Linked DNA regions of Homo sapiens: region 1 is linked to region 2. A link is a loop called in an ENCODE intact Hi-C map of the cell type or tissue named here. Cell type or tissue: natural killer cell. All regions are shown on one strand.

Region 1 (2,500 bases), 100 kb after region 2:
GCCCACAAGCTGGTGAGGAACCCTCCAGGGGAGTTCGATGCACAAGGAACCCTGCAAGGGACCCCAGCCCACCCAGCCACAGGTCAGACACCTCCCGTTCACCATCTCCTCTTTGAACCCTCCTCAAGTGATATGCAAAACCCCGCACTTGACCTCCCGACGTCCTCAAACCCATCCCATCCCACCTATGAGGAAAAAGGTATCAAATCCTAAGTTTTGACTATCGTACATTCTGATTTCTGAACCTGAGAGCAGACCATGATCAAGGTTTAAAATAATTGTAGGGCCAGGCACAGTGGTTCAAGCTTGTAATCCCAGCACTTTGGGAGGGTGATGGGAGGATCCCTTGAGCCCAGAAGTTCGAGGCTACAGTGAGCTGAGATCACACCACTGCGCTCCAGACCCTGTCCCAAAAAAAATGTAGGTTGGCCCATTACCTGCGAGCACACAGGTGAGCTGCCAGCCCCCCAGACCGCCCTCCCACTGGCTAAAATGGGCAAGAGAAGATGACCCTCCTGGAACAAAGTATAAAGAGACACGGGAAAGAAACCCAGGTGTGTTCTGAGGACGTTCCGAGTACCATGAACATCCTGGTTGTGACCAGCTGTACCTGACAGTCTGACCAGCTCACCGCGCTCTCTGCCGAGTGCCACGAATGACCTGTGACCAGCTGTACCTGACACTCTGACCAGCCCACTGCACTCTCTGCCAAACGCCAGGCCTGTTGAACGTCCTGGTCGTGACCAGCTGTACCTGACACTCTGACCAGCCCACTGTGCTCTCTGCCCAATCACCCTCGAAAGCAAGCTCCCCTACCTCCTCTTTCCTTGGTCTGCTCCGATATGAACTTCTCCAGCCTGGTCCTCAGAGGAATCTCCACCCCGTACTGGCCGTGGGTCCCGTCGTCCACGAGGATGAAGTGAGAGTGGTTGCTGTCTAGGCAGGTCAGGTTCCCTTGGCCATCCTCATCCAGTATGTACTCGGCGGGGAAGCTGCCCTGGGATGGCCAGGAAGCGTCAGACACTGCTTCTGGAAAGCTCTGCCTCTCTAACGCGAGCAGGCTGAACACCGGCCCTCACAGAGACCAGGTCCCAGTCCCTGGAATCTGTGGACGTGGCCTTATTGGAGAAAGCGACTTTGCACATGTGATCGAAACATGAGATTAACTTGGATGATCCGAGTGGGCCCAAAATACCATCACAGGTGTCCTTACAGGAGAGAGGTGGTGGGGGACACACACAGGAGAGGAGGCCGAGGGACCACAGAGGCAGGGGCAAGTGACATAGCCACAAGTGGAGAAAGCCGGACCCCCCAGGAGTGGAGGAGGCGGGGAAACAGACGTGTGACCCTGACTTCAGAGTTCTGTCCTCCAGACACGTGAGAGACCACAATGCTGCTGTTTCAGGCTTGAGGCCATTTGTTACGGCAGCCACAGGAAACGGATACAGGTCTGGGGTGAGGAAGTGGGCTGCTGCTGCAACAAACACCTAAAAATGTGGAAGTGGCATTGAAACCGGCAATGGGGAGACGACGGGAGGATTTAGAAGCACCATGAATGGAAAACGTCTCAACGTCCTTGAAGAGAATGTTGGTGGGAATGTGGTATTAAAGGCCTTGCGGAGACGGGCGCGGTGGCTCACGCCTGGAATCCCAGCACTTTGGGAGGCCAAGGCGGGAGGATCACCTGAGCCCTGGAGTTCGAGACCAGCCTGGACGACATAGCGGATCTCATGTCTACAAAAATGAAAAAATTAGCCGGGCATGGTGGTGCACACCTGTAGTCCCAGCTACTTGGGAGGCTGAGATGGGAAGATCACTTGAGCCCGGGAGGTCAAGGCTGAGGATCGCACCAACATACTCCAGCCTGGGCAACAGTGAGACCCTGTCTCAGAAAAAAAACAACTCGCAGTAAGGGCTCAGAAGGAAGTGAGGAGCAGGGCAGAGAGGGCTTTGTTGCCCTAGAGCAGGGGTCCCCCACCCCCTGGGCCATGGACTGGTAATGGTCTGTGGCCTGTGAGGATCTGGGCTGCTCACAGCAGGAGGTGGGTGGTGGGTGAACGAGCGAAGCTTCATCCCTATTTACAGCCGCTCCCCATCGTGTGTGTGACTGTCCGAGCTCCACCTCCTGTCAGATCCGCGGCATTAGATTCTCATGGGAATACTAACCTTACTGTGAACTGTGCATGCGAGGGACCTAGGTTGTACTCCCCTTACGAAAATCTAATGCCTAATGATCTGTCACTGTCCCCCATCACCCCCAGATGATGGGACCGTCTAGCTGCAGGAAAACAAGCTCAGGGCTCCCACTGATCCTACATTATGGTGAGCTGTATGATTACTGCATTATATATTACAATGTAATAATAGAAATAAAGTGCACAATAAACGTAACGTGCTTGAATCATCCCCAAACCAACCGCTTACCACCCCGCCCCCATCTGTGGAAAAACTCTCTTCCACGAAACCAGTTCCTGGTGCCAAAAAGGCTGGGGACCGCTGC
Region 2 (2,500 bases):
TCCTTCAGGCCAGTAGGTAACCAGGAGCCCTGAGAGGGCTGGTGGGTGCTGACCTGTCACAGCCTCCTCAGGGAGCCAGAAAAGCAGGGCCAAGGGGCCAGGCCAGAGAACCTGTGAGCATGAGGAGCCCCAGAGGCCAGGAGAGCCCAGGGAATTCCATGACCTCAGAGGCCGCCCCCATCGCCCCTGCATGCGCGTGGAGCATGGGGATGTGCCAAGCCCAGCCCAGCCTGCAGCAGAGACCCCCACCCCCACACATCCCTGCTGTCGCCATCCCTGAGGCCTGGCCCTGCCCTTGCCTCTCCTTGGCCGGCCCTGGGCAGCCAGGGGCTCCAGTGTGTCTGGCCTGGAGTTGCTGGCCTCAGGAGAGGTGGGGCCGAGGATGCCACATAAACATGCAGGGTGCCTGGTGAAATCTGAATTTCAGATAAACAATGAATACATTTTTTAGTGTAAGTATATCCCAAATGTTACACGGGACGTACTTACACTGAAAGACAGCTATCGATCTGAAATCCAGATGTAACTGGCCAGCCTGCATTTTTATCAGCTCCATCTGCCAACCCCACCCATGGAGGAGCAGCCACACCTCTCAGGGCTGGGGTGCTCAGATTTCACTGGGGTTGCAGGTGGGGCCTGCGGGGCCAGGAAGGATAGGGGTGACTGGAGGAAGTGCAGAGACCATCAGGGACCTGGCCGGGCCTGTGGGGAGGCAGCTTCAGGCAGGGCAGGCTGGTCATCCTGGGGTACACCTGCTGGCAGAGCCCCCGGAAGTACCCTCAGAGGCAAGGTGGCCAGACGGGGAGAAGGGGAGAAACCACCCAGGTCAGGCGCGCTGTGGGGACCTCTGAGAGCCCCACCTGATAGCTGTGATGGTTAACTTCATGGGTCAATTTGGCGTGTGTTTTTGGATGAGATTAATTTTTAAATCTGTGAACTTCGGGTAAAGCAGGTGGGTGGGCCTCATCTGTGGGCGGCAAGCCACCCAGGCGCCAAGGCAAGAGACAGAGGACACGAGCTGTTCCAGTATAATAAAATATAAAACAAGAATAGTTGTACCAGATATAGATCTTAGATATGATTATACATGAATATCATTAATCATTAGTTTGTAGCAATTACTTTTTATTCCAATATTATAATAATCCTCGCTCTATAATCATAGCCTAGGAAAAACCAGGCCATACAGAGATAGGAGCTGAGGGGACACAGTGAAGTGTGACCGGAAGACAGGAGTGTGAGCCTTCTGTTATGCCCGGACAGGGCCACCAGAGGGCTCCTTGGTCTAGCGGTGACGCCAGCGTCTGGGAAGATGCCTGTTACCAGGTGGACCGTGGTCCAGCGGTAGCAAAAGGTGTCAAGGAACAACACCCGCTACTTAGCAGACCGGGAAAGCGGCAGGGGGGCGGGGTGGTCTCCCTTTCCCCGGGGGAGTTTAGAGAAGACTCTGCTCCTCCACCTCTTGTGGAGGGCCTGACATGAGTCAGACTCGCCCACAGTTATCCGGAGGCCTAACCGTCTCCCTGTGATGCTGTGCTTCAGTGGTCATGCTCCTAGTCTGCCTTCATGTTCCATCCTGTACACCTGGCTCTGCCTTCTAGATAGCAGTAGTCAATTAGTGAAAGTACTAATAGTCCCTGATATGCAGAAATAATGGCGTAAGCTGTCTTTCTCTCTGTCTCCTCTCCTTCTCTGCCTCGGCTGCCAGGCAGGGAAGGGCCCCCCATCCAGTGGACACGTGACCCACATGACCTTACCTATCATTGGAGGTGACTCACATTCTTTACCCTGCCCCTTCTGCCTTGTATCCAATAAATAACAGCGCAGCCTGGCATTCGGGGCCACTACTGGTCTCTGTGCATTGGTGGTAGTGGTCCCCCGGGCCCAGCTGCCTTTTCTCTTATCTCTTTGTCTTGTGTCTTTATTTCTACACTCTCTCGTCGCTGCACACAGGGAGAGACCCACCAACCCTGTGGGGCTGGTCCCTACACTCCTCCAATCAGTTGAAGGCCAAAATAGAGTAAGAAGGCTGGCCCCCCTGGGCCAGAAGGCCTTCTCCTGCAGCCTGCCTTTGGGCTTGGCCTGCACCATGGGCTCTTCTGGGTCCTGAGCCTGCCCGCCCACACCGCACAGGAGCCAATGCCTCGTGCAAAGTCTCTGCTCCTCTCCACACATCCTAGTGGCTCTGTTTCCTTGCTGAGCCCTGATGAATGCAAGGCCCAAAGAGGCAACAGTCCCACACAGGAGTCAGGACATCTTGTGTTTAGTCCCACTGGCCAGTTCCCCATCCCTGTGCCTCAGTTTACCCATGAGGGAGGAGTGAATGGGGCATCCTCCCTGAGCACCTGAAGCTACACAGCTGTGCTCCGTGGAGGGACCTGGACATCCACGCACTTCCTCCCTGTGCTGTGGGTGTCACTGGGCCTCTGATTGCGTCAGGAGCTGGCGCCAGGGAGGAAGGAGGCAGACAAGGTGCTGCCAGCACCCAGGCACACGCAGG

The links. Peaks named below come from ENCODE experiments on the same cell type or tissue, not always from the same donor. Only the 100,000 strongest peaks of a DNase experiment are listed, where the experiment ranks them.
Region 1: it touches region 2 in a loop (2.2-fold over the local background); 3 of 110 quality-filtered maps call a loop at or near these places.

Annotation. Positions count from the first base shown.
Region 1 is chr21:44,374,330-44,376,829 of GRCh38, reverse strand. TRPM2 (transient receptor potential cation channel subfamily M member 2) reads right to left here. Exons shown (of 32, transcript NM_003307.4): 6 at 817-997. Among named protein-coding and RNA genes, the nearest start is that of TRPM2, 22 kb to the right of the region's middle. In natural killer cell, no CTCF peak of the experiment used is centred here; a DNase peak (open chromatin) is centred at 1,429.
Region 2 is chr21:44,478,587-44,481,086 of GRCh38, reverse strand. No RefSeq gene overlaps it. Among named protein-coding and RNA genes, the nearest start is that of LINC02575, 5.7 kb to the left of the region's middle. RefSeq lists an enhancer at 1,308-1,387. In natural killer cell, a CTCF peak has its summit at 1,261 (motif pointing right); a DNase peak (open chromatin) is centred at 1,276.